2 separate regions of the Homo sapiens genome follow, and region 1 is linked to region 2. A link is an interaction called in ENCODE POLR2A ChIA-PET data of the cell type or tissue named here. Cell type or tissue: PC-3. All regions are shown on one strand. Links, peaks and the distances in the headings refer to the core of each region. The heading gives the core; the rest is flanking DNA. Region 1 overlaps GPR160 (G protein-coupled receptor 160). Region 2 overlaps SEC62 (SEC62 preprotein translocation factor).

Region 1 (12,250 bases), core at 2,856-10,855, 58 kb after region 2:
GATCTCAGCTCACTGCAACCTCTGCCTCCTGGGTTCAAGCAGTTCTCCTGCCTCAGCCTTCCACGTAGCTGGGATTACAGGTGCCAGACACCATGCCTGGCTAATTTTTGTATATTTAGTAGAGACAAGGTTTCACCATGTTGGCCAGGCTGGTCTCGGAACTCTCGACCTCAGGTGATCCACCCTCCTCGGCCTCCCAAAATGCTGGGATTAAGGTGTGATCCACCATGCCTGGCCCACACACGTTTTTAATTCTGACAAATGTCTCTAGGTTGGGTATTATCAGTCCATTTTGCAAATGGAAGTTGTAGCTAGAGGTTAATAGTTTTTGCCTGAGGTCTTGCAGCTAGATTCAAACTCAGCTCTGTCAGATTTGACAGTCTGCGTTATTTCTGGCAGTTTCACACTACCTTTAGCAGGAAGCAGAGCAATACGCCCAAGAATTGGGTAGTCTAGGCAAACTATCTTCTTATCACACCCCACTGTCCTGGTGACAGGCGGGGGGCATGGGTCACATCTGACCAACAGATGTTCTGTCGGGCCAGCATAGAGCTTAAAAAAAAACACTGAGTGAGCGTTGAAAATTGGGAAATGTCAAATATTCTGCCCTAACGATTCCCAACGGCAATACTAGAGCAGCTGCCTCTTTAGGGAAGGGTAGTACATCCCAGTCCCCTCAGCCCCCAGCAACCCCTAAAATAGTCCCCAGCCCTGAGATTGTACTTTTTTTTTTTTTTAACGGTAAGAGATCTTTCTATGTATGTGTCTCTACCCCAAATGGAATAACAAAATATAGGTTGAGAGGCTCTTGTTGCAAGAAAAATGGGAAAGACACTTTGGGAGGCCAAGGTGCGGGGATCACCTGAGGTTGGGAGTTCGAAACCAACCTGACCAACATGGAGAAACCTCGTCTCTACTAAAAATACAAAATTAGCCTGGCGTGGTGGTGTATGCCTGTAATCCCAGCTACTTGGGAGACTGAGGCTGGAGAATCACTTGAACTCAGGGGGCGGAGGTTGCGGTGAGCCGAGATCACGCCATTGCACTCCAGCCTGGGGAAGAAGAGCGAAACTCCATCTCAAAAAAAAAAAAAAAGAGAAGAGAAAAATGGGAAAGAGCATATTCCTTTGAGGAAATGAGAGTCTTGTGTTTAGTCTCAGTGCTTCTCTGTCAGACGAATACAAGCCGCGTTGTCATTTTTCTCCCATGCTGCCTATTTTCTCACTTATAAGGAACTTGTTCGCTACCCCCTGCAGTTTGACAAGAATGGAGTAGGTGTGGGCAGGCCTCAGTAGGGAAAAGGAATGGCTCCAAACTCCCACACCATTGGGTCTTTGTGAGTAGGCAGGTGGGTCTTGTGCACCTTGGCGGTTCCCCAGGGTGTCCTGCAGGGATGGGGCACCAAAAAGGCCTTTAACCCTTCCCCTTTAAGCAGGGGACCCATGTGGATCCTGAAGTTGTGCATCAGCTCACTGTAGCTGCTCTGAGCTGGACCCCAGCCACTCTGAGGGGTTCCTAGGACTTGCAAAGGGCCCCTCTCCCCCATCCTTCTCTGCCTACCACTCTCCTGCTGATGACAAGTCCACTTCTATACACTGCTTAGGCACAGCCCCCCAAGAAAGCTCTGCAGGGATGAGGAGCTGAGGCACCCGCATAGTCCAGCCTTAAGGGGTTTCTGTGATGCAAGTCCAAGGGTGGCTTAATTTCCTTGCCTTGAAACTTTCGGTTAAGGGTCACGGGGCAAACATTCTCGCTTCTGTGAATAGCTGGAGTTTCATGACAGTTGAAGTTTCTCTTTAGATCTTTGTTTCCTTCCCCTGAGTTCTGCATTTTCTTCCCATGTACGTGTGCCGTGGAGGAGAATGAAAAGAGGAAATGGCACAAAAGTGAACCTTGTTGGGTGGCTTTCAGGAAATGTCAGGTGCTGTTGTGGGCCTTTGTCACTCGAGTTGTCAGTCTAGGTGTGTGTGTAAACGGACATGGAATAAACAAGGGCTCCAAGTGGAACAGCTTGTTTTGGCCAAAAGAAGTGAGTTCAGGCCGAGCATGGTGGCTCACACCTGTAATCCCAGCACTTTGGGAGGCCGAGGTGGGTGGATAGTGAGGTCAGGAAATCGAGACCATCCTGGCTAACACGGTGAAACCCTGTCTCTACTAAAAATACAAAAAAAAAAAAAAAAAAAAAAAAAAAAAAAAAAAAAAACCAATTAGCCAGGGGTGGTGGCACTCGCCTGTAGTCCCAGCTACTCGGGAGGAGACTCGCTTGAACCAGGAGGTGGAGGTTGCAGTGAGCCGAGATCACGCCACTGCACTCTAGCCTGGGCGACAGAGCAAGATTCTGTCTCAAAAAAAATAAAAAATAAAAAAAGAAAGAAAAAAAAAGAAGTGAGTTCAGAGGCTGACATGTTTTGTGAATGCCAGACCAGCGGCTTGATGGGATCCTTTCTGGAGAACTCTGCGATTCAGGTTTGTGGCTGTGTGCTCCCTCAGGTGATGATTAACCCCCTTGTCAAGGAAGAGTGGGTTAATTGGTTATTAGCCAGAGCAAACAGGGAGAGGCCAAGCAGTCTTGAGTATGGACTCAGCCAGATCCCTGGGTTTCATTTCTGGTTCTTCCACCACCTGTGTGACCTTGACTCATTTTTTAAAACCTCTTTGTACCTCAGTTTCCCCTATGTAAGCTAGAAGTAATAATAATACCTACATCATAGGGCGGTGAGGATTCAGTGGCACGTCAAGTGCTTGTAACAGTGCCTGGCATGGAGTAGGATGGATTGTGAGTTAGCTATTATTATTGTTGTTGTTAGAGCCCTGCTTCCTTTACTTTCACTTTTACTGGGGAGAATTTCCCCCACATAATGTTAGAAGAAAGACCACAGGGAAGAAATGCATCTGAGCTCTGACCTCTGTTCGTGGAGTGAGCCATGGGCTGCCCATCTGGGTTCCCACATGGCCTTAGGGAAATGTTCTCCATGACAAATGCTAACAGGGTGTTTGGTGCAGCAGCAGCTTTGGAATTGATGAGAACTGGGCCACAACTTGTGACTTTGAGCCAGGGCTTTGGCTTTGTTGTTCGGGGATTAAAATCTCCACTGACTGTGGAAAGGAGTTGGAATCCCCTAGCATTCATGTGGATACAAACTCCAACCCCTTATGAGAGAGCGGGCTAGTGTTAGCTGGGACACAGGAGTCCCAGCCTCAGCTATGCCACCGCCTGGCAGGGGTTTAAGGCCAGGTCTTCTGGGCAGCCAGTGCCTCTTCTGTCACCTGGGGATAAGCATATCTAATAGGAATGTTGTGAGGGGCTAACAACATTTTATGAAATCCTGACACAGACACAGCAAAGTACAATGCCTGACTTGCCCCTTAGTAGTAAAATCATAGAACAGATACATTGAGAGGCTTACTTTTTAACTTGGAAAAGTAATATAGATGCTGTTAACTAATGTTTATTTAATATTTTATAGTTCCTAAAAGGGCTATCTGGTTTGATCTTTAAACTAGCAATGCAGGTTTCTGTTTGTTTACATTTGTTTCGATTGCCTTTGGCTGCCTGTTTCAGGAGAGGAGGTACAGAAGTGAACCCAGGTTCAGGCCAGAAATGAGAACATGGAATGGCCTTCATTTTACTGTATCAGAGAGGTAACATGAGTTCTTATTCTTTATGCCCTTAAGTAATTCTGAGGAGGAAGCACTTTAGAGATTGATAGCTAAGGTGTTGCTGGGAAGCTGAAAGCATCCATGGTGTCCAGGGAAGCTGAATGGAGGGCCAGTGATTCCCCTCCAAGCAGCAGGGCAGAGGTCTCCCCTGTCGACAGCCCTTGCCTGGTCCCCTTCAGCAGGGGGCAGTGGGAGGAAGAGAGGCAGTAGGCTTTGGATTCTCCCTCCTGCCCCAGGTGCAGACCCAAAGCTTCAGAGTCCATCCTACCTTCACCTAACCCTTCGTCCTTCTCCTGCACTCCAGCCAGGTGTTTCAGTGTGTAGTCTGTACCTGCCACACCCTCACCGCATCCCCCCAAGCCTGCACTGTCCTGTTCACCGCAAGGTTTTCTCTTCTTCCTATGGCCTCAGCTACTTTCCATTGCTGCCCTTGCCTCCTGATCCTGCCTGCCTTCAACTTTACTGTATTCTGAAAGGTTTAAAGGGAAAAGTCTTTTATGACCCACAATCCAAGGATCTGAAGGCATTGACATTTGGGTATATTTCCTTTTTATTTTGTTTTACTTTGTTTTTTTATAAATTTAAAAAATTTTAACATTTTATAAACAATTCATTTTATGTTAGAATTTTAACATAGTTGCTATACTTTGATTAAAATTTATCATTATGACGATATCAAAAAGACACCTGCATGCATATGTTTATCATAGCACAATTCACAATTGCAAAGATATGGAATCAACCTAAGTGTCCATCAACCAATGAGTGGATAAAGAATATGTGATATATGTATATACACATCACATATACACATACATATATACACATCACATATACACATACACAACACACCATGGAATACTGCTCAGCTATAAAAAGAACAAAATAATGTCTTTTGCAGCAACTTGGATGGAACTGAAGGACATTATTCTTTTTTTTTTTTTTTTTTTTGAGATGAAGTCTTGCTCAGTCACCCAAGCTGGAATGCAGTGGCCCAATGTCGGCTCACTGCAACCTCCACCTCCCAGGTTCAAGCGATTCTCCCACCTCAGCCTCCCGAGTAGCTGGGATTGCAGGCATCAGCCATCATGTCCAGGTAATTTTTGTAGCGACAGGGTTTCACCACGTTGGCCAGGCTGGTCTCGAACTCCTGACCTCAGGTGATCCACCCGCCTTGGCCTCCCAAAGTGCTGGGATTACAGGCGTGAGCCACCATGCCCATGAAGGCCATTATTCTAAGTGAAGTAACTCAGGAATCGAAAACGAAATGCCATATGTTCTCACTTGTAAGTAAGTGGAAGCTAAGCTATGGGTACACAGAGGCATGCAGAGTGATATAATGGACTATGGAGACTCAGAAGGGCAGGATGGGAAGGGGATGAGGGATGAAAAACAACCTATTAGGTACAATGTACACTACCTGGGTGATGAGTACTCTAAAATCCTAGACTTTACCACTGTACAGTTCATCTATGTAACCAAAACCCACTTGTACACCTAAAGCTATTAAAAAATTTTTTTTAAATAAAAAATCATTGTATTCCCCTATGTCTTTATAAATGTTTTTAATGACTGCATGCTATTTTAGGCTTTTTTAGCCATTCTTTTAAAATATTAGAGAACTAAGTTGTTGCTCATTTTTTGATGTTGTACATCATTCCAATTTGAATGCACATAAACCTTGGATCCCATTTCACATTATTTGAGATGGATTCCTGTAAAAATAAGTACTGAGTCAAAGGTTTTCAACATTGGAAAGTTTTCTTTCTTATCACAAAAGCAACAGATTTGTATTGTGGAAGATACAGGACAGTGTAAAAAGTAAACATGTACCTCTATTCTCACCAACCAGTTGCTGTTTGTGTCGCCGGGTTCTCCCCCTCCAGGACAAATGTCCTCTTCAGGCTTGCTCCATGCGTGGCCTGTCGGCTGGCAGCATGGCATCACCTGGGAGCTTGTTAGAAATGCAAAAGCTCAGGCCTGCCCCAGACATTGAATCAGAATCTGTCTTTTAACAAGATCTATATTCAAGTTTCGGAAGTCTTAGTCCCTGAGGCCACCACCTTACCAGTCACGGTGGGCTGGCATTAATTACCTCTGATCTGTGAATATACGTACATTTTTCCTATTTCCCTGATACTGGGATGTACCACTGTGTCTACCACTGGTTTGCACCCTCCTGTCTCCCTTAACGTAAGACCGTGTAAGGACAAGAGCAGGCTCCCCTCAGTAACACCGGTTCAGGGATCAGCAGGATCTCATCTCATCCCCCTATGAGAAGCCCTGCTACACACAGCTTTATCTTGTATCTGTCATTTAACATTATATTGTCAGCATTTTCCTGTTATTTAGTTTTTCTCTCAAGTTTATCTTTCATGGCTGCAGGTGGTAATCCATCTTATGACTGTCTGATAATTCATTTGACTCATTCCCTATTGTTAGACATTAAGTTGTTTTGATTCTTTTGGGGACTGGGGAGGGTATACTGTGGGCTATTATAAGTATGCCAAAGTGAACTGCTTCCGCAGTAATTATTTCCCTCAACCCAGATTATTTCCTTATGACAAGTTACCAGAGTGCAGACACTGGGTCAAAAGGCATGAACGTTTTAAACCCTCCTTAAAATGCCGCAGGAGTATACAAAGTGCCCTGACATGGTGCCCTCCCAGACACTGGGTAGTGTGGTCTGTAGACAGACTCCAGGGAGCAGGGTCATGCCTCATTCGCATCACGCCTCCAGGGCTGGTGTAGAGCCAACTCTGAGGGTCACTCTAAGGGGACCTGGGGGAATGGAAAGGAAGTGACGGAAGGATGGGCAAGCTGCCTGTGGTGGTGGTGCTCCTTTCCTCCTGGCCTGAGTCCTGAGTCACAGTAGATGTCACTGACCAGGCAGCAGCCTTCCTCAGGGTGTGTCCACAAAGTTTAGCCTTTCCTCCCGGCACCCGTCTTCCAGTGGCTTGGGAGCTGGAGCAGGTGGTGGAGGCCTGAAATGACTACTTGGTGAGTCTGGAATGTGCCGGACCTGATTGCTGCCAAGCTTGTTTTTGCTTCACGAGTCTGAGACTGTTGGGTTCTCTAATACTTTTTTCCTCTCACCAGCAGACCAGGAACCTGATATTAAGTAAACTTTATTCTAAAAGGTACACTCAGACAATTCCTTTTTTTTTTTTTTGACACTGAGTTTCACTCTTGTTGACCAGGCTGGAGTGCAATGGTGCGTTCTCGGCTCACTGCAACCTCCACCTCCCAGGTTTAAGTGATTCTCCTGCCTCAGCCTCTCGAGTAGCTGGGATTACAGGTGCCTGCCACCATGCCCGCCTAATTTACTTCTTCTTCTTTTTTTTTTTGTTGTTGTTGAGATGGAGTTTCGCTCTTGTTGCCCAGGCTGGAGTGCACTGGTGCGATCTCAGCTCACTGCAACCTCCACCTCCCAGGTTCAAGTGATTCTCCTGCCTTGGCCTCCCGGGTAGCTGGGATTACAGGCACCTGCCACCATGCTTAGCTAATTTTTTTTTTTTTTTGAGACGGAGTTTTGCTCTTGTTGTCCAGGCTGGAGTACAATGGTGCAATCTGCTCACCATAACCTCCACCTGCCAGGTTCAAGTAATTCTCCTGCCTCAGCCTCCCAAGCAGCTGGGATTACAGGCATGCACCACCACGCCCACCTAATTTTTTTGTTGGTCAGGCTGGTCTCTCTGCCAGTATACAATCAGTTCCCACCTGTAGCCCCAGATAGCCATTGAACTTCTTTCTGTCTCTTGCCTTGTCTGGGAAATTTCAAATAAGAGGAATCTTGGGATATGTAGTTTTATGTGTCAGGCATCTCTCACTTAGCACAACATTTTTGAGGTTCATCCATGTTGCAGCATGTATCAGTAGTTTGTTCCTTTGTATTGCTGAGTAGCATACAGTTTTATAAATGTACTGCATTTTATTTATCCACTCACCAGTTGATGAACATTTGAATTGTTCCCAGGGCTTGGCTATTATGAATAATGTTGCTATAAACGAGGTAATGTTGCTATCTACAAGTGTTAGTATGGACCTTATTTGTATTTCTCTTGAGTAGATTTGTAGGGGTATAATTGCGGAGTCATGTGGTAAGTTTATGTTTAACTTTTTAAGAAACTGCCAAACTATTTTCCAAAAGCGGCTGTGCAATGTTAGAGTCCCACTAACAGTGTATGAGGATTCTCTACATTCTTGCCAACATTTGAAATTGTTAGTCGTTCTTATTATAGATATTCCAAAGGGTATATAATGGTGTCTCATTGGCAGTTTTAATTTGCATTTCCCTAATGACTAATGCTGTTGAGTTCCTTTTCATGTGCTTATTAGTTACTTATATGTCTTCTTTTTTATTGGATATTTGATCTATATTGATATCAATATAGATCTATATCATCTTTGATGACACGTCTAGTTACATCTTTTGCCCCATTTTAAAACTGGATTATTTCTCACCATCCTCTTATTGAGGTTCAAGAATTTTAAGGTATATATCTGGATGCAAATTCTTTATCAAATATATGGTTTGGGGCTGGGTGCAGTGGCTCACACCTGTAATCTCAGCACTTTGGGAGGCCAAGGCCAGCAGATCACCTGAGATCAGGAGTTCAAGATCAGCCTGGCCAACATGGCGAAACCCCGCCTCTACTAAAAATACAAAAATTAGCTGGGCGCGGTGGCATGCGCCTGTAATCCCAGCTACTCAGGAGGCTGAGGCACAAGAATTACTTGAACCTGGGAGGCGGAGGTTGCAGTGACCCAGGATCGTACCACTGCACTCCAGCTTGGGAGAGAGAACGAAACTCTGTCTCAAAAAATAAAAAAATAAAAAACAAATAAATAGTTTGAAAATATTTTCCCCAGACCCATGACTTTTTCCCTAATGGTGCCTTTTAAAGAAAAAAAAAGTTTTAAATTTTGATGAAGCCTAAGTTGTTGATTTCTTTTATGGTTTGTGTTTTTAATCTTATATCTAATAAGTACTTGCTGAACCTTATACAAGTCTTGTGGACATGTTTTGTTATGTTTTTGAGATGGAGTCTCACTCTGTCACCCAGGCTGGAGTGCAGTGGCGCATTCTCGGCTCACTGCAACCTCCACCTCCCAGGCTCCAGTGATTCCCCTGCCTCAGCCTCCTAAGTAGCTGGGATTACAGGTGCACGCCACCATGCTCAGCTAATTTTTGTATTTTTAGGAGAGACGTGGTTTCACCATGTCGACCAGGTTGATCTCGAACTCCTGACCTCAAGTGATCCGCCCACCTTGGCCTTCCAAAGTACTGGGATTATAGGCGTGAGCCTCTGCACTTGGCCGACCTGTTTTAATTACTCCTAGGTAAATATCTAGTAGTAGAAGTACTGGATCATAGGATAAGCCTATGTTGAAATGCCACACTATTTTCCAAGGGGATACACCATTTTACACCTCAAACAGCAGCGTATAGGAGTTCTCGTTACTCTACATCTTTTCCAATATTTGGTATTGTTGGTCTTTCTGATTTTAGTCATTCTGATGGATGTGAAATTGTATGTCATTGTCATTTTAATTAGCTTTATCCTGATAACTAATGATGTTGAGTACCTTTTTGTTTGCTATTGGCCATTTGTACATATTCTTTTTGGAGTGTCTTTTTAAGTATTTTGCCCATTTTTGTTTGAGTAGTTTGACTTTTTGTTATTCATTTGTAGGCACTCTTTATATATGTGGTCTGGTAGTCTGGGCACAAGTCTTTTGTTAGATAGATGTGTTGTAAGCATTTTCTCCCAGTCTGTAATTGCCTTTTCATTTTCTTATGATGAACAGAAGAATCTAATTTTAATGAGTTCACTTTATCAATTTTTTTTCTATTTGGTGCTTTTTGTGTTTTGCTTGAGAATTCTTTACTCTAAGGTTGCAAACATATTCTCCTTTGTTTTCCTTGTAGAGTCTTACCTTTTATAGCTATGCTTGTGATCTCTCCTGAGTTAATTTCTGTTAATGGTGTGAAGTGGAGTTAAGGTCCTTTTTTTTTCATACGGTTATCCAGTTAGTCCAGCACAGTGTGTTGAAAAGACTTTCCTTTCCTCCATTGAATTGCATTGGTACTTTCTTATAAATCAAGTGGACTGGTTTGAACTCTTAAGCTCATTGTCTTGAGTTCTATAATTTATAAGTCTTGAAATCAGGTAGTGTAAGTCGTCCAACTTTGTTATTGGCTATTCTAACCCTTTGTATTTTCATATATATTTTAGCATCAGCTTGTGAATATCTTTAAAAAAGAAAAAGGCCTGGTTGGATTTTGATCAGAACTACATTGAATCAACTAATCTGGGGAGGATTGACATGTTAATAATATTAATCTTCTTATCCATGAACATGGCATATCTCTGTTAAGGTCTTTAGGTTTTTTTGGCAGTGTTTTGTAGCTTTTAGCATTGACATTTTATAAATATTTATACAAATTTATTCTTATTTTATGTTTTTGAGTCTATTGGAAATGATATATTTTCCTTCATTTTTGAATTTTGTTGCTATATATAGCAATGTGGTTTTAAAAATTGACCTGTGATCTTAACTAAATTCATTTATTAATTCCAGTAGATTTTTTGTAAGTACCTTAGGATTATCAATATACATAAATGCCATCTACAAATAGTTTTATCTTATCCTTTCTAGTCTGTATGCCTTTCTTTTATTTTCTCGCCTTACTGAATGGGCTAGGATATCCTAAAATGTTGAGTAGATGTAGTAAGGACAGATATCCTTACCTTGTTTCCAATTTTAGGGGTAAAGTGGTCAGTCTTTCACACTTAAGTATAATGATAGCTATAGATTTTTCATAGATGTTCCTTATCAGGTTGAGGAAACCATCAGTTTCCTACTTTGCTGAGAGGTTTTTATCATGAATGGTTGTTGAATTTTTTCCAAAGATTTTTCTGCATCTCTCAAGATGGTCATATGCTTGTTTTCTGTATTCAGTAATGTGAATATATTTATTTTTCATCTGTTGGCACTTTCTCTTCACCTCAAATTAGGGAAAAGACCACAGTTACCCATTTTGGTTTTTTGTTTTTTTTTTTAATTACTCAGCTTTAACACTTGAATATCTTGGCATTTGTGCATGGAATATTAGTTCAGGAACATGATTTAGACAATTTGAATCAGACAATTTCCATAAAATATTTTATAAACTAAAAAGCAGCGTTTGTGTGTGTGTGTGTGTATGTGTGTGTAGAGTTATTTGGCTTGAGAGCCCTGCCTGCCCAACAAACTTATCTTAAACTCTCATCATTATTAGTCTCATGCTTAAAAAAAAAAAAGTATCATTTAAGTGAAGACTTCAGGCAGTTGAGGGAGCAAGCTACATGAGTATAAGAAAGAAGACCATCCCAGGCAGAATGGTCTTCTGAAGCACAAGTTCAAAGGCCCTGAGGTCCCAGAGGTATCCAGAAAACTGTCTCTTCAAAATTGCTTTTGCCTGACATTGAAGCAGACAGCAGGGGCTAAGAAAACATCACCACCTTCTGGCAGAATAGAAGGACTGAGCTGCTCAGGTCAAATCATTATAGTAAAATATACCTAAAATTTACCATCTTAACCATTTTTAAGTGTACAGGTCAATGGCACTAAGTACATTCACATTGTTGAGCAACTGATACTGCTATCTACGCATCTTCAGAACTTTTTCATCCTGTGCTGAAAACCTGCACCCATTAAACAGTAACTCCTCATTCTTCCCTTCTCCTAGCTCCTGGCTACTGTTTACTTTTTGTCTATGAATTTGATTATTCTAGGTACCTCATATATATGGGATCATATGATATTTGTCATCTTCTGTCTGCTTATTCACTTAGTGTAATGTCTTACGGGTTCTTCCACCTTCAGCATGTATCAGAATTTCTTTTCTTTTTTTTTTTTTTGAGACGAAGTCTTGCTCTGTCACCCGGGGTGGAATGCAGTGGCCCGATCTTGGCTCACTGCAACCTCTGCCTCCCAAATTCAAGTGATTCTCCTGCCTCAGCCTCCCTAGTAGCTGGGATTACCGCCATCTGCTACCATGCCCAGCTACTTTTTGTATTTTTAGTAGAGACAGGGTTTCACCATGTTGGCCAGGCTGGTCTCGAACTCCTGACCACAGGTGACCCATCTGCCTTGGCCTCCCAAAGTATTGGGATTATAGGCATAAGCCACCGTGCCCGGCCAGGATTTCATTTCCTTTTAAGACTGAATAATATTCTACTGTATGGATATAAAGTCGTTCTTAGGAGATGTGTATGTTATATTTCTGAATCCTGAGAATGGAAACAAAACAGGTAGAATGGTAGTGGGGCAAGCTGGCGTAGGTCTGGGATACTGTTACCAAAGACTTATAGGAGAACTGGACCCCGGCTGATTGGGTCCTGACATCACACCTGACAATGTGATGGTGAAAAAAGGATCTCCCTTAGGTGGTTGTTCTGGTTCAGTTTCTCAGCAATGATGAATAACCGTGGTTTCAGAAACCATGAACAACTAAGCATGAAGAATGTCATAACCTCTCTGGTGGTTGAGTCATACAAGGAGCCACATTCAGAAGCCCGGGATGGAGAGTGGGGTCTCAGGG
Region 2 (12,250 bases), core at 172-8,171:
TGGAGACACTTGTAAACAGTTTCCCTAAGCACCAAAAAATACATCTGTAGCAGAAATCACCTGGGGAATCTTTCAGTCTGTGGATGTCAGAGCTCCACCCCAGAAGAAGAATCTCCAGAGAGGGGTCTTGGAAATCATTTTTTGTTGGCTTTGTTGTTCTGTTGTTTCTTTTAGCTCCCTTACTTAGTAGGCAAATATCTTAGTATTTTTTAAATAAAGTAGATATAGCTTGAAAAAGGGGGCAGTTGATAAATTAAGGAGGCAACAGTTTTGAATTTCTACATAGCATTTTTTTCTAATTATATGTAATTTACACTAATAAAAACTAGTTTAAGAATAGTATAAAATGTTAGGTTGAACAATATGAAATTGCTCATAATTGACCATTTTTTACCTATAAAAATGGCAATTTTATATTTCACTGTGTTTATGTTTCTCAGTTTTTCCCCCAGGGATATGTTTCTGTTAGTGCAGCCATACCATTTAAGTTTTTATTCTAAAATTTAACTTTTGTCATTTCTTGTTCCAGTGATTGCAGTAATAGCGGCCACCCTCTTCCCCCTTTGGCCAGCAGAAATGAGAGTAGGTGTTTATTACCTCAGTGTGGGTGCAGGCTGTTTTGTAGCCAGTATTCTTCTCCTTGCTGTTGGTAAGTATTGTTATTATAAAATTGACCTCAAGAAGGTTGGTATTGAGCAGTTGGACTGTAATTTGGAGCTTCAGTAAAGCTTAAGAAAAATTAATGGAGGTAAATCAAGAAATATATGGTACTACTTTCTGAGTCAAATCTCAAAACTCAGGCTTGGTAAGATGTGTTCTGTCTGCAGAAAAAGGATTTAATACATCTTTAAAAAAATTTTTTAATAAGATTATTTTTTATTGACAGATCATAATTGTATACATTTATGGGGTACAATGTGATGTTTTGGTGTATGTGTACAATGTGGAATGTTTAAATCAAGCTAATTAACATAATTAGCATATTGATCACCTTTCTTGCCTATCATTTATTGTGAGACATTTGAAATTTACTTATTTTGAAATATACCATACATTATTATATCTTAATCTGCAAATAGATGTGCTTTAAAAATTAGTTATGGCAGAGGCGTTTAATATTTTTGCAGTGGTAGATCATTTATTAGACATAATACTTTCAGTAAAACATTTTTTAATTTTGACTTAGAACAAATGCAACATCTAAATAATCTATGCATATATTTAATAAATGATTCTAAACAATTGATTTGCCATTTTGGGAAAAATCAATAATTTTCACCCAAGTACCAAAATACTAGATGCAATAAGGAGTTAATGTTTTAAAAATCAAATAGGAAAACATAAGTAAATGAATTTTCCGCATTTCTGGATGATTGGGGTCTTTCATAGATTATTTGTTTAGAGGCAGGGTCTTGCTCTGTCACCCAAGCTGAAGTGCAGTGGTGAGATCATAGCTCACTGCAGCCTTGAATTCCTGGGCTTAAGCAATCCTCCTGCCTCAGCCTCCCAAGTAGCTAGGAGTACTGGTGCATTTCATCATGCCTGGCTTTTTGTGGGGGAGATAGGGTATCACTCTGCCCAGGCTAGTCTCGAACTCCTGACCTCAGGTGATCTGCCCTCCTTGGCCTCCCAAAGTGTTGGGATTACAGGCGTGAACCACCACGCCCAGCCTCCTTCCTCTGATTTGGTAACCTCTGGCAGCAGAAAAATCCCCTGCTGGTTTTGCATGGAACACGGGCACATTTGTAGGCCAAGAAACAATATCTAAGCCTGTTTGAATTTAGTGTCAGTGTAATACCTGCATCAAGAAGGAAAAGTCATAAACTTTGATCTGACATTAGACATAATAAAATTGGTGCTTTTTGCCTTTCAAATTCCTGAAATTTAGAAACTCCTTGGAAATTTTTAGCAAAGGTTTAGCTCCACTGAATAGAATTATTCTACTTGCTTATTTTTAAATTAAACCAGTGTTCACAATAGTTTATGGTTATTATGTAGTTTTGCTGTTTAAAATATTGTTTCTTCAGTAGTCTCTTTAAATAAATTTTCATTGTAAATATGCTGTGGATTTAAATATGCATTATGAACCAAATAGTCTTCTGAATTATACCAGGAAACAAACCCAACATTTTATTTTGATTCTCTTAGAAAATGCAATTCCAAATATACTTTCAAATAATTAGATATTTCTTTTATATTATTCTTTGAAGTCTTTATATATATTATGTATATCGCATATAATATATATCATGTATATTATATATGAATATATATGATATATAGATATATGATATATCATAATATTATATATCATATATATCATATAATATATATCATATGATATGTCATATATATTATATGATATCTCATATTTATATGAAATATATTTTTATATATATTCATTTTTTGGAGACAGGGTCTTGCTCTGTTGCCCAGGGTAAAGTACCATGGCAGAATCATAGCTCACTGTACCCTCAAACTCCTGGGCTCAAGCAGCCCTCCCACCTTAGCCTCCTGAATAGCTGGGACTATAGGAGCATGTTGCCATGCCTAGCTAATTTTTTTTTTTAAAGTCAGGGTCTTGAAATATTATGTATTGGTCACAATTATATCTGGTGTTTCTTTGAATATGCATTATTAATAATGCCATTTAAAATAAAACCTTTGGCAGTTTTCTAAAATCTGTCGCTTTTAGCATAGGAATGTTATTATAGTACATGTCACAGCTTCCCCATAATTCTTCCCTTTTCACTCTCGGTAATCTAGTGCCACATAGCGAAAAACTGTAAAACATGAACATTTTGCCATACCATTTGTATGTGATAAGAAATTAGGTTAGTGCCATTTCTATATTGCTTTTTCTTTGGTTTGATACAAGATTTCATATTATGAATCATCTGTCTTACAATCCTGTAAAACCTATCATTGCATCATAATTGGAGAAAAAAATGTACAGCCTCCTTAAATTCATTATCTCTGTTTATCAGTGGAATTTATTCTTAAATCATAATTTTAAGCATATTTACCTTTTCCGTTTATACCACGAAAGATTCTAATGTGTACAGGAGTCTTTCAGAATATTTATATTCTTGTGAAAATAAAAATTGCTATTTTTAAAAGTCAAGACAGCTATAACGATTTTCTTCCATTTATACAAAGCAAAATAATGGAAGACACATAGATTAGCTTATTTCAGGCTTTATATGAAAACAGTGACAGAATTGTCTAAAGAAAACAAAAACCAAAACTCCTGTCATAATTGATTAGTCTGTAACATTCACATAATCATCATGACCTTTTAAAAAACAGGAAAAAATCACTCAGCTCTACATAATTGGTAAATTCAGAGAAAACTAAATATTGGGGTTTGTGATAACTCATTACTACAAATTTTAAAATTCAAATTCCATTTTTCTACAGTTTTTTCATAATACAGTGTTATAAAAGAGTAAACCTTATGTATTTAAGTGATCTTGCTTTCATTAACATTGTATTTTTCCTAATATTGAGAGGATTGGTCTTTAAGCAAAAATTACATAGTTTACCTAACTAATAAAACAAAAAGGTCAGGTTCAGTGACTCACAACTGCGATCCCAACTACTCGGGAGGCTGAGGTGAGAGGATCACATAAAGCCAGGAGTTTAAGACTGGCCTGGACAACATAGCAAGAACCTGTCTATCAAAGTAGGTAGATAGGTAGAGAGAGAGGGAGGATAGATAGAGAGAGAGAGATTAGATAAATAAATGATAGATATAGACCTGTAATCCCTGCACTTTGGGAGTTTGAGCCCAGGAGTTCAAGACCAGACTGGGCAACTTGGCAAGACCCCATCTCTACAAAAAATACAAAAATTAGCGGAGCATGGTGGCACGTACCTGCTACTTGGAGGCTGAGGTGGGAGGATTGCTTGAGCCCAGGAGGTTGAGGCTGCAGCGAGTCATGATTGTGCCACTGCACTCCAGCCTGGGTGACAGAGCAAGACCTTGTCCTCAATAAATAAATAAGAAAACAAGGATTAAAAGATGGAAACTTTCTAATACTGGGGTTCCTTATCCAGGGCTAATTTATCCTTTAGGCATAGTAAACGTGTGCCTTGGACCAAGATACATATAGGGGTCCACAGAAATATTTTCATTTTTATTTCTTTTAAATCAGAAGTAGTAATGTATATACATGTATGTAATAGCAAACCTATACAGTATTTTATTCGTGTTTATACAGATGTACAGAAAATATAGTCATAAATGTATAGAAAATATAATATTTAATAGTTTTTGTGGAGTAAGTGCCTTACAAAGGCAAAAGGGCCTAGGGCCTTGGGAAGTATGATGCAGCCCTGCTTTTCCTTCTTAAAGGCTTCCTTCCTAAACACCTTTCATCTCTTTATTTTATTCTTTTCCTACACCATGATCTTATGAATACTTAAATTCCCAACTGATTGCTATGTGTATTGAAGCATAATATCACAAAGTACATAAATCAGAAGTGTATATCCATGTAAGTGTACACCCAGATGGAAAAAAGAAGTAATTTTTTTCAGTGACATTATTGCATTGTGACCTCAAGTTCAGAGCAACATTCTGTGCCCCTAGAATACCGTGATAGCTGCTAAACTAGTCAGGAATTTTTTGTTTTCAGGCATGCAGTGGTGTAATTATAGCTCACTGCAGCCTCGAGCTCCTGGGCTCAAGTGATCCTCCCAAGTAGCTTGGATTAGAGGTTTAGCCACCACGCCCAGCACTAATCAGGATTTAAATATTAATATTTAAGGTGTATGAAATGTGCAGATAATAAAACTGTTTTCCCAGCTTTTTATTAACAAATACTCCCTTCTGAGGCAGTGTTTGAATTACTCAATTAGAGAAATTTTTCTCCCCACAGCTCGATGCATTCTATTTCTCATCATTTGGCTCATAACTGGAGGAAGGCACCACTTTTGGTTCTTGCCAAATCTGACTGCTGATGTGGGCTTCATTGACTCCTTCAGGCCTCTGTACACACATGAATACAAAGGACCAAAAGCAGACTTAAAGAAAGATGAGAAGTCTGAAACCAAAAAGCAACAGAAGTCCGACAGTGAGGAAAAGTCAGACAGTGAGAAAAAGGAAGATGAGGAGGGGAAAGTAGGACCAGGAAATCATGGAACAGAAGGCTCGGGGGGAGAACGGCATTCAGACACGGACAGTGACAGGAGGGAAGATGATCGATCCCAGCACAGTAGTGGAAATGGAAATGATTTTGAAATGATAACAAAAGAGGAACTGGAACAGCAAACAGATGGGGATTGTGAAGAGGATGAGGAAGAGGAAAATGATGGAGAAACACCTAAATCTTCACATGAAAAATCATAATCTGACTAATTTTGGGACTGAATGAATAAGTACAAGAGGTTGGATTTTCTATGTTGGCTGATTACCATATTGAACACATGGCATTTGTAGCATTCTTTAAATCTATCTACTGAAATGTATTTGACATTCAAGCAGTTATATTCGGTCCTTCATTTTATAGAATATTGGCACTATTATTGGTACAGTTTAAAGCCATTAATATGTTTTATCCATTTGATAATTTTACAGTAAGTAGGTCTCATTCATTTTGACAGTTATCAAAGATGTACTTTCCACAGTTAAATTTACATTAATGGCAATTTTTGATAGTTTTATGGCTTTTTACTGTTAGACTAATCAAAAATAACTTTAAAAGGAACAAAGAAACTCCAACATTTCACATTATGCATAGTTATGTAGCCATTTCACAGTTTCTTTAAGATGTGTAAACTCATTGTCCTTGATAGTTTTTATTTTTCATTATAAAATTATACCAGGAGATTTCTTTTAAGATTCTGAGTTAGCAGAGTTCAAAACTATTTTGTGGAAACAAGCCAACTAGTAACAATGCAGCAACACTTCTGGTTTAGCTAAATTATTTTTCCAATGTAGGAAATCCACACTGATTTGTACGTCTGACTGAGAGAAAGATGGTCGTCTCCAGCAGAGAAAGTGAACAGCATTTGTTGGAAGGTGATGGCTCTCCCTCCTCCCTCCCCATTTCATTGGCGTAACGTAAAGTGTATTCTGTACATAATTTACAAATAAAACATTTTATTTTAATTGTTACTTATTATTTAGATATTTCTCAACACTTAAATTCATAAAATTAAGACCATGTAAGGGTATGTTTTTAGAGAAATGGAAGTTTGAGTAACCCACAGAACATCTGTGATCTTTCTACAGCAGCTTCAGTTTTGTGCCAACATTCCATGTATTTTGAATATGAGCAAAAACTGATCTTAAGAGCAGACTTAAAGTAGCTTTGTACGCCTTAATGTTCATTTTGATTTATTTTAAATCTTTACATTCAGAAATGAGATACTGTATTATCAGACCAGGAGGCATTGCTGTGAAAGATAATTTCCTATTCTAAAATATCAAATTTAAAATAAAGATAATGAAAGAAAACATAAGAGAACTATTGGACTCTAATTGCTTTGAACTAGTTTTGCAGTTTGACTTTACGTCTTATACATCTTAGTTACAAGTCTTTGGAAACTCTTGTTTACTTATGAGCATAATCATTCCTTGGAGTTATACTAACTAATAATGAATATTAAATGATTTTTCTTCAGTCACAGTGAGAGCATCTTGCTTTGTGGTTGAAATAGGTAGTGTATGTCAGTCTTTGCTTTAGGCTGTTTCTCATCTAAGTGTTTGAATTAAAGATGTTAAATTTTTCTAATTGTGAAAAATATGTTTTCTGTATCGACACATTTTATTAAACTTGGCTTGATTGCTTCTTTATAGTAGTCCCTGTAAGTGGACATAAATGTGGCTATTTGATGTTAATGCAACTATGTCAAGGCTGCAATCACTTTAATAGTTTCTTTTTAGCAAATAAATGTTCATTGATGAAGTGCCTGGGTATTTTCCCGTCCCATTTGCAGAGCTCTACTACTTCATTTCCACAGTAAGCATATATATAATGATCACTTCTGAGTTTATCACCAGTAACATTGATACCTATTTTGGGGTATAAACATGGTGTTTTTCAGAAATAAAAATTATTTCATTAACCTTTACTATTACTGTGATAATACCCAGGCACTCAATATTCATCCTGAAATTTTTTATAATATATGTAATTTGTCTAGTCTTAAAGACATTTGGAGCATGGCCAACAGGAAGGTCAGCTTCTTACTGATGTGTGTGGATTCTTACAGAATGTTAGTACAAATTTTTATAAATATTTGGTGATCCCTGGGGGGAAATATCATTCTTACTATGGTTAGAAAGTGAATTAGAAATTTCAGCTCAGTTTCTATTTTACTATTCAAGTTGTGTACTTTAAACAAATATAAAAATCAAAAGGCTGCCTCTATTACAATCCTCAGTGGAATAGATGGCTATCTTTCTTGGCTAACATTAAATATTCTTGTACCAGAGCATGGAAAATCGTTTATAATTGTTAATAGAATGGCGATTTTTTTTTAAGAACTTCAGATTTGCTATGCTGCTGTAAGTAGAAAGCATGAAGCTTTTTGATCATGTAGGGCTTATTGTAGAGGGTATCAATTGGCCTAACTAAGCAGGATTGAATTTACCAGAGGCTAAGTTCAGATAGTAAGAATAATGCATATGTGATTGTTCTTAAAGTCAATGTATTAAATAAGGTATTTTTCCTTTTCCCTCTTACTGGATTTTTCAATTTTCAAACCATATGGCCTAGGTAACTTTAATTGAAATAATATAGATTTAGTTGAATACTATTCAGGAAGTAATAAATTTTAATATATCACATTGAAATTATGCAGTGGTGATGAATTTTGGTGTTTCCCCCCTCTTTCTGGTTTTACATCATGAGGATCAGTTAGCTGCTGACAAGAAAAGTCATCTTGTGTCTTTTGTAAATTGAATTTTTTTTTTAAATCTATTAGGAACTGGAAAACAGCAAGTATGGTTGATTCTCATTATTCAAGGTAGTTACGTTCTATAAAGTCACTGCGAACACTGAATTAGCAAATATAGAACCTAGGGGAAATACAAGGCTAGATTTCTGCAAGCCACTGGTCACATTTTCATCAAGCAGTCAACATGTAAATTTCTGTTGTAAAGACACCTTATTTAATATAATCGATTCATTAACATTGAAGTCATGACCAACAACACTGTAACTCATGCCTGAATGAAGCTTATCTGACACATAAGCTTCATAAGGCACACAACAGCCTTTTTACCCTTAGGAACAGCTTTTTGCCCTTAGCACTATGCTTGGGGGCCATTTTAAACAGTGAAATCAAAAAAAGAACAGAAATGCAAAAACCATGGCATTAGCGTAAAAAGGACACGTTTATAGTATGAAAGCTGGAACATGGCCTTGTTCAACCTCAGCTCAGAATATGTGTACAGCAAGTTTTTTGCTGTACCACAAAATTTTAGGTTAGGCAAATTCACAAATACGGAATCCATGAATAACGAGGATCAACTGTACTTAACTATATTTTAAAGCTGTGACATTTATCTACCTGGTTTATGGAATAGAATTTATTGCTGAATCATGCTCCAGTATTTGAGTGATGTTTTAAATATCCTATGTCTGAAAATAATTCCTCCTAATTGTGTGGTAATTTGCTTTTACTGTTTCCACAGTATTTCAGGTCTTTGCTCATTCACTCAGTAATACTGAGCACTTACCATGTACCAGAATTTTACTAGGCACAACCATGAATAAAAATACAATTCTCTTGCACCATTAAATAGTGTGTTAAGTGCTACGGCAGCAAATTGCTACATGTGCTGGATATCTCTTGTTTTCCCCTCCAGCTCCACTCTGCTCTTGCCCACAAAGCTGACCCGAATGGACCACAGCAGTGGGCTCCTATGCCTCCTGGCTTCTGAGTGGGTTTGGCCAAGGAGTGTCCTGGCCAGAGATCAGAGGATGGTAGGGTGCCTATTCTCGGCTCTTCTCCTGGGGTTGGGGGGCTGCCTTAGCAGCCAAAGGTCACTTCTCCCAAACTCCTTCCCTGCTTTCCAGGTTGCCAGTCCCTGCACTCTTCCTTTCTGGCCAAGGATGATGTCAGTTCTGCTGCTACTAGCCTGGAGTTGCAGAAGCTACTGTGCTTCCTCTTTGGGTAGCCTATACCTATACTTATCTCCTCATAATATCTTCATGTAAAGAACCATCTGTTTCTTATTGGAATCAAGACCAATACCAAGGAGAAATTCCTAGGGAACAAAAATTCCAATGAGGAATTGACCTCTTTGTCAGATCCTTATCACCAAACATTAGAAAAGATCTCATAACTTTATACAGCATGTTGTAAGCATTTTGATAACTAAAATCCTGTTCTAGTGAATGTCATGCAGATAACTACACAAGGAGATTAATTTAAATTTGCCTTCTTTGGCAAGCCCTTAAACCAATGGCTAAAGCAGTTAGTTGTGAGTTTCTGAGTAGGTCCCAATGCGTTTATTTCATTTGTCCAACCTAGCACAGAGATCCTTTGATACTTTAATTGCATGGCTTTTCCAATCAGACGAAATTTCAGTCTGAGAGAGGACATATTTTCTGAGGTTTATAGTTTTAGGATTGTCCAAAAGGCCTATGATCTCTTCTTAGCATGACAGAAAGAGGGAAAGATAAGTTAAATTTCAAGGGGGTCATATCATCACACTTTGGTCTTATTTCATTTTCAATGATTTCCTAGATCACTTTAACTTTTTTGTGTCATGGACTCCTCAGAATAATGGGTTTTTTTTGTTTGTTTGTTTGTTTGAGATGGAGTCTCACTCTGTCACCCAGGCTGGAGTGCAGTGGCGAAATCTCAGCTCACTGCAACCTCCGCCTCCTGAGGTTCAAGTGATCCTCCTGCCTCAGCCTCCCAAGTAGCTGGGATTACAGGCACATGCCACCACACCCAGCTAATTTTTGTATTTTTTAGTAGAGACAGGGTTTCACCGTGTTGGCGAGACTGATCTTGAACTCCTGACATCAGGTGATCCACCTGCCTCGGCCTCCCAAAGTGCTGGGATTACAGGCATGAGCCACCATGCCTGGCCAGAATAATGTTTTTAAATGCAGAAAAGGAAATGCATGGGGTTACAAGGGAAACGAATTACACTGAAGTGTAAGCTACCAAATAATTTATGATGTGGTAGTTATAGGTGTGCATTTAATAGCCAGATCTACGAGTGGATGTAATAACTGCTATGATGTTGAAGTAGCATAAAACATATATTAGATATCTGCAACAACTGTGATGTAACATGAAAATACCTGATTTCTGTTGACAAAGTTACTGCTAGTACAACTGTGGATTGTTGTCTGCACTCGTCATTGAAGGAAATACTAAATTTTAGTTTTAGGCTAGTGAAATTAAAGTTAATTTTTCCCATCCAAGTTCATGTATCTTCTGAATTCTATCCGTGAATCCCTTAGAGGTCTGTGAATTGTAGGTTAAGAACCCCTGCCCTAGCTAATCAGATCCACCAATGTTTCAAATAGGACTATAACTTATTCAAAGGCCAATGATACTTCGCATAATTCAATTTTAATATTATTCACATTTCATGTCACAAATTTAGTAAGTTACATGTGTTATGTGATGTTTTGTTTTGATAGATTATATCTTACTCCTAAATAAAAAGTCAAGATTTTTGTAGCAACTTCTATTTATTTTATGTATTTATTTATTTTGAGATGGGGGTCTCCTTGCTCTGTCACTCAGGCTGGAGTACAGTGGTACAATCACGGCTCACTGCAGCCTTGACCTCCTGGGCTCAAGTGATCCTCCCACCTCAGCCTCCCAAGTAGCTGGGACTACAATTGCATGCTACCACACCCAGCTAATTTTATAATTTTCATAAAGATGGGGTCTCCCTACGTTGTCCATGTCGGCTTTGAACTCCTGGGCTCAAATGATCCTCTTGCCTTGGCCTCCCAAAGTTGTGGATTACAGATGTGACCTGCCATGTCCAGCCTGAAGCATCTTTTAAATGGGAGAAGCAAAACAGGATCTTACCAACACTAAGATTATCTTTCAGTCATTCAGCAAACATTTGTGGAGTGATTACTATGTGCTAAGCATTGTGCAATCACAAAACTCAAAAAGCTAGTTTAGTAAGAGAGACAAGTATTCATGCAAACAGTGGCAATGGTGTTGTGTAATGTCAAAAGTATCTGTGACGTGCTTATGAGATCACATAAGTGAATACCCAGCCCAGATTAGGAAGGTCAGGAAAGGCATCCCATAGAAGTATCATGAGCTAGATCTTGAAGAATGAGTGGGTATTAGCCAAGTAAAGACTAGGGGAATTTTGGGCCACTGCAGCAAGATGTGCAAAAATAAGACAGCAGAGTGAGCATGGCATCCCCTGAAACTGAAACTAGTTAAGGTGCAGCTGGAAAAGAGAAACGTTTAGAGAGGGATACAGGTGGCAAGTCATTGTTTGACCAGAATCCCTTCCTTTAGAAAATATTCCTTTCCCTTCTGTGGTGCTCCTCATTCCATTCCACGGTGACTGGCCTCAAGGATGAGCACTCAGTTCACACCAGGCCAATTGAAGTCTTCTCATTTACTCAGGGGTCTTGAATTCCAAGGACCATGTGGACCTGAAGAAACCAATGGCTATGCTGCCTTCACATGAATGGAGCCTGTCTAGAAATAGAACCAACATGAAAAAAACAGAACCAAGGGTGGATCAGGAAGACAAGGCCTTAATGCCATCTTTGAACTCCCAGATCTAGCCTGGCCTAAAGCCATCCCTGGGCTTTTCAGTTGCATGAGCCAACAGATTCATCATTTTTTCTCAGTTATTTTGAATGAGATTTCTGTCACTGGGAACTGAAAGATGACTGAGTTGCACACAGTAAGTATGAACAGTGACACTAAAATACCTTTGGAGCAGATTGACTCAAAGCAGGAGAGTGACACATTCAGATTTGCATCTTAGACTACACTAATCACATAGAAAATGGCATGGCAAGGAGCAAGGCTTAGATATTTTCTGGATACTTCCAGTATTTCTCAGATTTACACATTCTAACCACAACTCCCCTCTTGTTGTTAAAAACAATTTATTTTCTTATTACGGAAAAATCAGAAACTTATAAGCAAAAATAACCAGAAAACTCACAAACCTACTGTCTTAGTCCATTTTGTGTAGCTATAACAGAATACCACAGACTGGGTAATTTATAAAGAAAATAAACTGACAGGGCATGGTGGCTCATGCCTGTAATCCCACCACTTT

The links. Peaks named below come from ENCODE experiments on the same cell type or tissue, not always from the same donor. Only the 100,000 strongest peaks of a DNase experiment are listed, where the experiment ranks them.
Region 1: POLR2A ChIA-PET joins it to region 2 with 12 read pairs; 8 of 35 experiments call an interaction of 5 or more read pairs at or near these places.

The regions. Positions count from the first base shown.
Region 1 is chr3:170,043,245-170,055,494 of GRCh38, forward strand. The region is part of intron 2 of GPR160 (G protein-coupled receptor 160); the gene reads left to right. LOC124909455 (a long non-coding RNA gene) reads right to left here. Exons shown (of 3, transcript XR_007096156.1): 3 at 4,193-5,614. Among named protein-coding and RNA genes, the nearest start is that of GPR160, 11 kb to the left of the region's middle. RefSeq lists enhancers at 1,843-1,892, 2,472-2,972, 2,933-3,092, 11,817-11,956. In PC-3, for the core only: no CTCF peak of the experiment used is centred there; a DNase peak (open chromatin) is centred at 6,567; H3K4me3 peaks cover 1,240 bases; H3K27ac peaks cover 3,059 bases.
Region 2 is chr3:169,987,711-169,999,960 of GRCh38, forward strand. SEC62 (SEC62 preprotein translocation factor) reads left to right here. Exons shown (of 8, transcript NM_003262.4): 7 at 530-649; 8 at 4,884-10,663. The coding sequence ends at 5,353. Among named protein-coding and RNA genes, the nearest start is that of SEC62, 27 kb to the left of the region's middle. In PC-3, for the core only: no CTCF peak of the experiment used is centred there; no DNase peak of the experiment used is centred there.